Regions from separate parts of the Homo sapiens genome. Here region 1 is linked to region 2. A link is an interaction called in ENCODE POLR2A ChIA-PET data of the cell type or tissue named here. Cell type or tissue: OCI-LY7. All regions are shown on one strand. Links, peaks and the distances in the headings refer to the core of each region. The heading gives the core; the rest is flanking DNA. Region 1 holds the start of LOC105378891 (a long non-coding RNA gene). Region 2 overlaps WDR47 (WD repeat domain 47).

What was found. Peaks named below come from ENCODE experiments on the same cell type or tissue, not always from the same donor. Only the 100,000 strongest peaks of a DNase experiment are listed, where the experiment ranks them.
Region 1: POLR2A ChIA-PET joins it to region 2 with 17 read pairs; 4 of 35 experiments call an interaction of 5 or more read pairs at or near these places.

The regions. Positions count from the first base shown.
Region 1 is chr1:108,811,979-108,817,359 of GRCh38, reverse strand. AKNAD1 (AKNA domain containing 1) reads left to right here. Exons shown (of 16, transcript NM_152763.5): 15 at 183-312; 16 at 1,058-1,459. The coding sequence ends at 1,189. It overlaps LOC105378891 (a long non-coding RNA gene), which reads right to left and starts at 3,770. Exons shown (of 5, transcript XR_947687.3): 1 at 3,718-3,770. In OCI-LY7, for the core only: no CTCF peak of the experiment used is centred there; no DNase peak of the experiment used is centred there.
Region 2 is chr1:109,018,401-109,023,781 of GRCh38, reverse strand. WDR47 (WD repeat domain 47) reads left to right here. Exons shown (of 15, transcript NM_001142551.2): 2 at 261-427. The coding sequence starts at 270. Among named protein-coding and RNA genes, the nearest start is that of WDR47, 21 kb to the left of the region's middle. In OCI-LY7, for the core only: no CTCF peak of the experiment used is centred there; no DNase peak of the experiment used is centred there.

The DNA.
Region 1 (5,381 bases), core at 319-5,318, 210 kb after region 2:
CATTTTCTGAAGCCCAGCTGCGGTCAGCCACATGGGAGTATGAGAGCTAGGAGGGCAGCGGGTGCACGAATCCACCCACACCCAAACCACACAGAGCCATTACCTACCACAGAGCTGACGTGAACAGGAGTGTGCTTGAGGGTGGCGCTTGACACAAGTATCAATGTGCTTTTGTCTTCCAGAAAAAAACTTCAGGCTTTCATGACCTACAGCTCAGACCCTGCAACACCCTCACCCCATTTCTACTCCTGCAGGATTTCTGGAAGCAAATCCTTATGTGACTTTGATAGCACTGAAGAAATAAAATCTGAGGTGAGGACTTAGAAAATCATTCGAGAAGCATTGCAGCTCGTAAGTTTGATCTTGATGCCCACAGAACTGGCAGCTCTTAAGTTATTACAGTATCAGAGCTTCAGAAAATGCTCTGCTAAAGACAATTTTGTGCTCAGAACTAAGCTAAAGACACACAGCCTCAGCAGTCGCAAGGTTTGTATTATTCTAAATTGGTTCCAAGGGAAATTTCCTGGAGAAAGTGATTTGTGGGTGGTGCCTCAGCTACAGGATTTCCCTGGCCGGGGGTTGAAGGCACTGGGTCTGTTCCAGTGACACTGTGATCAGAGTTGCCAACAGTTTCCTATTTCAAATCACTAACTCGAATCCCCAGGCCACTTTCAAATGTTTCCATACGCATGCGCTGTATCCCTGAATACCCTCTCAGTGGTTATGGCCCCCCAATCCCCATCAATGGCCTCTAAGAGCTGTTCTTTTTTTCTCTTTCTCTGCGGCAGGGAAACAGCCCAGCTGGCGGCTGACCTCACCCTCTGATTCATGCTCATCAGTCACGTGCTGGTCTTTTTTTCAATCCCTTTCCCTAACAAATATATTCCATCTCAGACTGGTCTCCTAGGAAACCAACCCTCAAAAACAGAAATAGACCAAGAGGAAAACAGGAATACTCCCCAAATTCCACCTTGTAATGTTTAATAATGAGAGAACCCAAAGAACAGAAACAGCAGTTAGTTTATGTAATTAAAATGTGTGGACTTTTCCTCTGTAGATTTTAAACTCGGCTTTGGATCATGCCCTAAGGACAGCAACCATTTTGAAAGAAACTACAGATCAAATGATTAAAACGATTGCAGAAGACCTTGCTAAAGCACAGAGGTGGAGGAATCGACTGAAATACTAGTTCAACGCTAGGCTACCAAGGATTCAAAAGAAAAAAATGCAAAGAAAACTTGATCTTCCCCCAAAATGTATTTTACTTACTACACAATTTAGGAAGATGACTTTCTAGAGAAAACACAGAAACCATAAGAAATGGGTAACACAAAGTACTTAAAGGAAAAAGAAAAAAGAAAGGACTTCTGATTCTTAAAATCAAAAGCAACCAACAAGTATTTATTTTAAAATAAATCTATGTTCTTCTTAACTCATAATAAAAGAAATCAAAACAAAACAATGAATTTCCTTTTATCTATTAGTCTGAAAAAAGATTAAAGTTTGAAGAAACCCTGTGTCAGTGAGGATGGAGGGAAACTGGTACTCTCATATGCTGTTGGCAGAAATGCAACCTTTTTGGAAGACTATTTGGTAATATCTACCAAGTTCCACAAATTCCAAATCATGTACCTTCAGAGCAGCAATTCCACTTCTAGGAATTTCTTTTACATATAAGCCACACAATGTGGCATGATATATGTACAGGGAAGGGCACTGGAGCACTGATGGTAACAACCCCAAGGGGGAACTAATCTAAATACCCCCTGTGATGATTCATAAATGACAATACTTTGTGGCCACCGAAAAGAATGAGGTTGGATTATCTGCAAAAGTCAGTGAAAGAAGCAAGATGCCTAAGCATATATATAGAGAGTTGTAACCTCTGGGGTCTTTCTATGTTGCCCAGGCTGGACTTGAACTTCAAGCAATCCTCCCGCCTTAGCCTACTGAGTGGCTGGGACTACAGGCACACACCAATGTGCCTGGCTCTTCATTTGTGTATTTTTTTTAAAAGGGCATACGTATTTTCAGGAAAGATACCTAAAAATCTGAAGTGAACCTCTAGTAAAGGAAACTGGGAGTTTTGGGGGAGAAAGGGGTTTTTACCTTCTTTTCTGTACTATATGAAATTCTCACAATATACTTATAAGTCAAAATTATTTGTTTAAAGATCGCTTGAAGTCAGAAATATGTGAAAATAATAGCCTTAATGAAATTTTGGAAAAGACAATTCATTAAAACTGTGTACCAGAGATTAAGTACATTTTCATGCAGACCAGAGCAGGCTTTTTTTTTTTTCCTTCCAGATCAAGCTTTTGCTTTCCTTCTTTAAGAGTGATTTATTACCTCCTTAGTGACAGCACAGCAGGGTATTGGCTCTTTCCCCCTTCCCTGAAACTTCTGATTTTCATTCACCCTAGACATTCAACAAATGGTTTCCCAACTCCCAGAGTTTGGCTCAGTGGTCAGGAGGGAGTTGAATCTATTCCCACTTTAGATTTTCGTGCCAATGTGAGCAGCTGGTATTCGTCTAGCTGGCTGGAGAATGGACTGTTTTTAACTTTGGGGTTTGTAAATTGGTTTAGGGTGCCCTGGAAGAGATAATGCACAGGTCAGTCTGAAAATACCTCTGACTTTATGGCCAAATTTACTTCAGGCTGTGGCACTGTAAGGAAGATAGCAAGGAACCATGGCTGGTATTAGAAAAAACAGAGCTTAAACTGTGTATGTTCTATTAAATAAAACTTATGGGAGGTCATTTTTTTGGACTAAGCTCCTACAGGGGACCCCAACAGACCAGACCAAACTAGAATGGAGTCACTCATGCTAGGTGCCACGTAATCAAACTGAACTTTAAAATAGGTCAGTTTAAAAGAAAAAAAAAAGACCCAGAACATTCACAGTATCCCATTAGAAGGGGCCCCGTCAACCTGAGCTGGCATAAGGAAGTCCCCTCTGCTTTAACCCATATAAAGACACCTTTTGTTCCTTGTTTCCATTTTCTTCTGTTTTTTTCTGCCTATAAAGCCCACTCCTGTGCTCAGCCTTTCTATTTCATAGATAGGATGCTGCCTGATTCATAAATTGCTAATAAAAGCCAATTAGGTCATTAGACTTAATTTGTTGACATTTTGGTTTTTGGCAGTTCCAAGAGGCTTCCAGTATCATCACATATCTAAATTTAATCACAACTTGCTAATCTGTTTTGTATGTTAGTACCACTATCTCATCCCCAAGTTTAAAATCATATACTTCTCTGGCTTGAAGTGTTCTTATATGATTCATTAGTTCTTAACCTTTTTTGGGCTCATTTTTTGGGAATCTGGTGAAAGCTATGGAGTCTCCCTTCCCCCATGCTCTGCCTTCTCGTGGAAAAGAATACATTCATTTTTAAAAGTTCGTGGACACCATGAAACAAATCCATGGAACCTTGGTTAGAAACGTCTACCATTAACGAATATTTCTAAATCCCTCAAATTAACATTTATAGAAATTGGTAATTATAATCATTTTTGATTTAAAAATATGGCCCATTTCTGCTTTATCAAACCATATTCTAAATGTAATTTTCCATTTCCTTGAAGATTAGGGGTCATTATGAGCAATCACTGCAACACGACTAATCTAAGAAATAGCAAAAAAGGGCAGGCAATGCCCTTAAGGAGTTCCACAAAGACACTAGGCTCTGATTTACAAGGATAATTTTATACTTACTGATCCTGTAGTCTTGGCCATCTCCTCCCTCATGCAATTCTTGTGTCAATTCTAATGACCTCTCTTCTAATTCTGTTCGAGTAATAAACCAGAAAAACAAGCTTGTGAAGTAAAAGTAATGGTACCCCTAATGCTGGCATCAAGGGACTCAGCATTGCCTGAGGGCTGTAAAGAAACACCTGGCAGTCTCCAGGGTGCACAGGCCTCTCAGTATTTACTCCAAGGTCTAGCTGTGCTCTGGCCGCTGGAAGCTGCCAGCAGGATGCAATGGGACTGTCTATAGAGGGCTTTTTATCATCTTTTTATTATTTTTTTTTATTTTTATTTTTTTTGAGACGGAGTCTCACTCTGTCGCCCAGGCTGGAGTGCAATTGCGGGATCTCGGCTCACTGCAATCTCTGCCTCCCAGGTTCAAGTGATTCTCCTGCCTCAGCCTCCCGAGGGATTATAGGCACCCACCACCACACCCAGCTAATTTTTGTATTTTTAGTAGAGATGGGATTTCACCATGTTGGTCAGGCTGGTCTCCAATCCCTGACCTCAGGTGATCTGCCTGCCTCGGCCTTCCAAAGTGCTGGGATTACAGGCGTGAGCCACTGCGCCCGGCCTATCATCTTTAAGACAAAGTTCTAGCCATCCCCTTTAGTTAACTATTATAGTTTGCAAAAGAAATCTCATCTTTTTATCCTATTATAATCTTGCTGTTAATGAATTATATAAAATAGGCCTAATTTGTACTAAATACGAATATGTGTTTATATTTAATAGAAAAAACATTGTTTTGGTGTTAAAAATTTTCCTATAGAAGGAAGACATTTCTTGCTCCTTTGATTTTAGAAGAAATCTGCTTGCATTCCAATAGGACTTACAATGGGTACAAATACCTAGGGAAGAACTGAGTTATGGAGGTGTCGTATCTTACACAATAAACTGTGGGGTCAGGCCCTTTGGGGCTCAAATCCAAGACTTTTGAGATCTTGTGAACTCCTATTGTGATCCTGGAGCAGTAAAGGCTAAGGGTCTAGGAACCAGGATAACAGGATTAATAAAGATATCCTTATTTATTTACTAATATGATTGAAGAATGTGAATCCACTGTACTTTATAAATAAAGCACATTTCAACAGGAAGCAAATCTGTGTTTCAGAGACAGTGAATAAATGGTTTCCATTGGTTGCAACAACAAAAAAGTCTTTTTCTGGGTCTTGAAATCAAAACCTGTAATTTTTTTTTTTCAGACAGGGACTGACTCGCCCAGGCTGAAGTGCAGTGGTGTGATCACAGTTCACTGCAGCCTCCACCTCCTTGGTTCAAGCAATCCTCCTGCCTCAGCCTCTTGAGTAGTAGCTGGGATCACAGGTACGTGTCACCACACCCAGCTTTTTTTTTTTTCCTTTTTTTGTAAAGATGTGGTCTCACTTTTGGAATATTCATAGAACGAAAAAAAAAAAAAAAAGATGTGGTCTCACTATGTTGCTCAGGCTCGTCTCAAACTCCTGGGCTCAAGTGATCCTCCTGCTTTGGCCTGTAATTGCTAATTCTATGGGGGAAAAAAAATCAGCTTATACAAGGAATTTATGTGAGATGACGTCTTATGGCTTCAAATTCATAAGAGATTTTGTAAACAAAGGGTCTCTGCAATTCAAAGCTTAACATATATGTGA
Region 2 (5,381 bases), core at 162-5,161:
CATGTAAATCACAAAGTTTATATCATTTAATCTGTAATTATTCCAATATGTATTTCAAAGATAAGGACTTTAAAAAATCATGGCCATACCATTGTCACATATTAAAGAACGACTTGGTTTTGATAAATACTAAGTTAACTTCACTTCAGAATATGTGTACTAAAGATTCCCAGTAAACCTGTTATGTGTAGTTGCCAGGCAGTTAAACTTAGAAATAAATCAATAGGACTAGCTTTATTGTTTTTCTGTTTCATATTTAGGCTATCAATATGACGGCTGAAGAAACAGTGAATGTAAAAGAGGTTGAAATCATTAAGCTAATTTTGGACTTCCTGAATTCAAAGAAGCTTCACATTAGTATGCTGGCCCTGGAGAAGGAAAGTGGAGTCATAAATGGCCTGTTTTCAGATGATATGCTTTTCCTGAGGTATGATTTCATTATACTGTGAAGTTTGTAGCTCCTTCGAAGAAATGTTAAGTATTAATAAGGTAATATATATAATACAGATAGAACTTTATAATCATGAAAAGGCTATGTAAGTATAATTTTAAAAAATATTTTATTTTATTTTATTTTTTGAGACGGAGTCTTGCTCTGTCACCCAGGCTGGAGTGCAGTGGCGAGATGTCGGCTCACTGCAAGCTCCGCCTCCCGGGTTCACGCCATTCTCCTGCCTCAGCCTCCTGCGTAGCTGGGACTACAGGCGCCCATCACCACGGCCAGCTAATTTTTGTATTTTTAGTAGAGATGGGGTTTCACCATGTTAGCCAGGATGGTCTCGATCTCCTGACCTCGTGATCTGCCCACCTTGGCCTCCCAAAGTGCTGGGATTACAGGCGTGAGCCACCGCACCCGACCTAAAAAAATATTTTAAAAATAGAACATTTACAAAATAGGCTGGGCGTGGTGGCTCACGCCTGTAATCCCAGCACTTTGGGAGGCTGAGGCAGGCGGATCACTTGAGGTCAGGAGTTTTGAGACCAGCCTGGCCAACATGGTGAAATCCCGCCTCTACTAAAAATATAAAAATTAACCGGGCATGGTGGCACATGCCTGTAATCCCAGCTAGTCGGGAGGCTGAGGCAGGAGAATCATTTGAACCAGGGAGACGGAGGTTCCAGTGAGCTGAGATCGCACCGTTGCACTCCAGCCTGGGCAGCAGAGTGAGACTCCGTCTCAAAAATACAAAAATAAAAAAAAGGAACATTTACAAAATAATGCTTTCTGTAGAATGTTTTCAGTAGTAAGACCCAGAGGTCTGTTAAAAAGAACAAGAGTCATCACTCCATTGTGGTTGTGGTATGATAATAAAAGATATTTGACTAAGAAAATCGGACTTTGAAAAGGTAAAGAAAATGTTTCTGAAATACCATTTTTTGGCCATAGAAATAAGATGTGTTCATTATAGAAAATATAGAAAGATAAATAAAAGAAAAATTACCCCACCACACAGACATAATATTGTTCTTATTCCTTGCTGTTTTCATTCTTAGAGTGTAAATTCTGTGCATCTTTTTTTTGCATCTATTAAAAATAACAATTCTGTTGTGTTTATGATTTAGAATCATGCCTTATCTATTAACATCACAAGGTTTCTCTGTGTGATTACAAACTTATATTTAAAAAATTTTCAGGCTGGGCATGGTGACTCAAACCTGCAATCCTAGCCATTTGCGAGTCCAAGGCAGGCGGATCACCTGAGGTCAGGAGTTTGAGACCAGACTGGCCAACGTAGTGAAACCCCGTCTCTACTAAAAATACAAAAATTAGCTGGGTGTGGTGGTGCATGCCTCTAGTCCCAGCTACTCGAGAGGCTAAGGCAGGAAAATCACTTGAGCCCGAGAGGCAGAGGTTGCAGTGAGCCATGATGGTGCCACTGTACTCCAGCCTGGGCGACAGAGCAAGACTAAATAAATAAATAAATAATAAATTAAATAAATAATAAATTAAAAAAGGCCAGGCGTGGTGGCTTACGCCTGTAATCCCAGCACTTTGGGAGGCTGAGCCGTGTGGATCACTTAAGGTTAGGAGTTCGAGACCAGCCTGGCCAACGTGGTGAAATCCCGTCTCTATTAAAAATACTAAAATTAGCTGGGCATAGTGGTGCATGCCTGTAATTCCAGCTACAAATAAAAAATTTCAGTTTACTTAATTTCCTAATGGCTCCCCTAATTTTAAACAATTGTTCCCAATTTATCTTAAATAATTGCTCTACAGAACATTTTATACTTGCGCCTTTTTTTTTTTTTTTTTGAGATAGAGGCTTGCTTTGTCACCTAGGCTGGGGTGCAGTGGCATGATCTCAGCTCACTACAACCTCCACCTCCTGGGTTCAAGTGATTCTCTCGCCTTAGCCTCCCAGGTAGCTGGGACTACAGGTGCACACCACCACGTCCGGCTAATTTTTGTATTTTTAGTAGAGGCAAGGTTTCACCATTTTGGCAAGGCTGGTCTCAAACTCCTGACCTCAGGTGATCTGCCTGCCTCGGCCTCCCAAAGTGCTGGGATTACAGACATGAGCCACTGCACCTAGCTGAGACTTTTTCTATATATTGGATTATTTCCTTAGGACAAGATTCTTAGAGGTGGAATTGCAAGGCAAAGTGAAGTAACATGTTTGCCAAAATGGAAAGCTAAATATATTCTAGTCTGAATTGGATAGAAACGGAAAATCCCAAATTTGCAGGCAGAAGTGTATTCTATTTTTATGAGATACCAAATATCCTTGACAAGAAGTACAGATTCTTGGACATGTGGCATTTTGTGACTTGGAAAGCCTCAAGAAATGAAGTGTTCCTCCCAGGAGGCAGAGGTTTCAGTGAGTTGAGATCGTACCATTGTATTCCAGCTTGGGCGACAAGAAGGAAACTCCATCTCAGAAAAAAAAAAAAAAATGAAGTGTTCCTAGCTTATGAAAAGGAACCATTCAACAACAACAACAATAACAGCAATAACAAAGCTTTATTATATTAGGGGACTCTATTTAAACTTGTTGCACTTCCCTATATTTTGTGTTATGAATATCATCCAGCCCCAGGGAGCTTAGTTAATAGTGTAGTATTTTTTTAAGCACTATCTTTGAAGCATTAATACTCCTAGAAGTTAACAGTGGCAGCTCTCAAGTACCCTCCTGCTTGATTTATGATGAAATTTTACTGGTCTGAGGTGAAATGCAAAGAATAATAAAATAGTAGGTTTTTCATTAAACTAAATATGTTCGGCTGGGCACAGTGGCTCACGCCTGTAATCCCAGCACTTTGGGAGGCCAAGGTGGGTGGATCACGAGGTCAGGAGATCGAGACCATCCTGGCTAATGCGGTGAAACCCCCCGTCTCTACTAAAAATACAAAAAATTAGCCAGGCGTGGTGGCGGGTGCCTGTAGTCCTAGCTACTTGGGAGGCTGAGGCAGGAGAATGGTGTGAACCCAGGAGGCAGAGCTTGCAGTGAGCCGAGATCGTGAGCTTGCAGTGAGCTGAGATCGTGCCACTGCATTCCAGCCTGGGCGACAGAGCAAGACTCTGTCTCAAAAAAAAAAAAAAAAAAACAACTAAATATGTTCATCTTAAAGGGCTTGCCTTTGAAATTGTGTCCTTTCTTACATTTTAAATATTGAAATGCACCTTTATAAAATGATTATGATATACAGTGATTGCCTTATTTTTATTTAAAAAATTTCTTTATGTTAATTTTTTTTTTATAAAGGTAGGATCTTGCTATATTGCCCTTGGCTGATCTTGAACTCCTGGCCTCAAATGATTCTCCCACCTTGGCCTCCCAAAGTGCTAGGATTTACAGGCATGAGCCACTGTGCCCATCTTGCTTTTATTAATATTTCTTCTTTGCAGCATATTGTTAATCCTATGTAGGTCTTCCTGCCCATCCTTCCCATTTAAAATTTCTCTGTTCTAAAACATTCAAAAATAGGGAAATTGCCGTTGTGTAAGAAAAGATGTAAGAATGCCTTGTAACTTTTGGATATTCCCATAGACCATTTAAAGTAGGATGAAACTTGTTCTTATTCCTTGCTGTTTTCATTCTCAGTGTAAACTGTATTCTCAAAGCTGTAGATTTCACATAGAATTCACAATGTAGAGCAGAGTTTCTCAGCCTTGGCACTGCTAGCATCTGGGCCAGATAATTCTTTGTTGTGGAGGGTTGTCCTTTGTTGTAGGATGTTAACGGCATCCCCAACTAGATCCCAGTAGATCTACCCACTAGATCCCAGTAGTATCCCCAGTTGTGACTACCAAAAATGTCTTTAGATGTTGCCAAATGTCCTGACAGAATGCAAAATCACCCCCAGTTGAGATGGATTTTCACCATGGTGCCTCAGCCTCCTAACATGTTGGGATTACAGGTGTGAGCCACCACTCCCAGCTTTTTTTTTTTTTTTTTTTGAGACAGAGTCTCACTCTGTCGCCCAGGCTGGACTGCAGTGGCGTGACTTCGGCTCACTGTAACGTGCCTTGTAGGTTCAAGCAATTCTCCCTGCCTCAGCTTCCCGAGTAAGCTGGGATTACAGGCACCTGCCACCACGCCTGGCTAATTTTTGTATTTTTAGTAGAGATGGTGTTTCGCCATGTTGGCCAGCCTGGTCTTGAACTCCTGACCTCAGGTGATCTGTCTGCCTCGGCCTCCAAAAATGCTGACAGCCACCATGCCTGGCCCACTCCCAGCTTTTAAAATTCTTTTTACTTTTTTTTTGAAACAGGGTCTTGCTATGTCACCTAGGCTGCCAGGCTGGAGTGGAGTGGCATGATCATGGTCACTGCAGCCATGACCTTCTTGACTCAAGCGATTATCCCACCTCAGCCTTCTGAATAGCTGGGACTACAGGCATGTACCACCATGCCCAGCTAATTTTTAAATTTTTTGTAGAGATGGGGTTTTGCATGTTGCCCAGGCTAGTCTTGAACTGCTGGGCTCAAATGATCACCTGTTCTTTCTTTTTTGTGTGTGTTTTTTTGAGACAGGGTCTCACTCTGTTGCCCAGGCTGGAGTGCAGTGGCACAATCTCAGCTCACTGCAGCCTTGACATCTGGGCTCAAGTGATCCTCCCACCTCAGCCTCCCGAGTAGCTGGGACCACAGGCATGCACAACCATGCCTGGCTAATTTTTGTATTTTTTGTAGAGCCAGGGTTTCGCCATGTTTCCCAGGCTGGTTTCGAACTCCTGAGCTCGAGTGAATTGCTTACCTTAGCTTCCTAAAGTGCTGGGACCACAGACATGAGCCACTGCGCCCAGCCACTTGTTCTTAAAATAATATATAATAGCTTTAAAACTGTAAGATGAATATGGAAATATAGGAACTTTAAAGCTTAGTCCATTTTTTTTTTTTTTTTGAGACAGAGTCTCTCTTTTGTTGCCCAGGCTAGAGT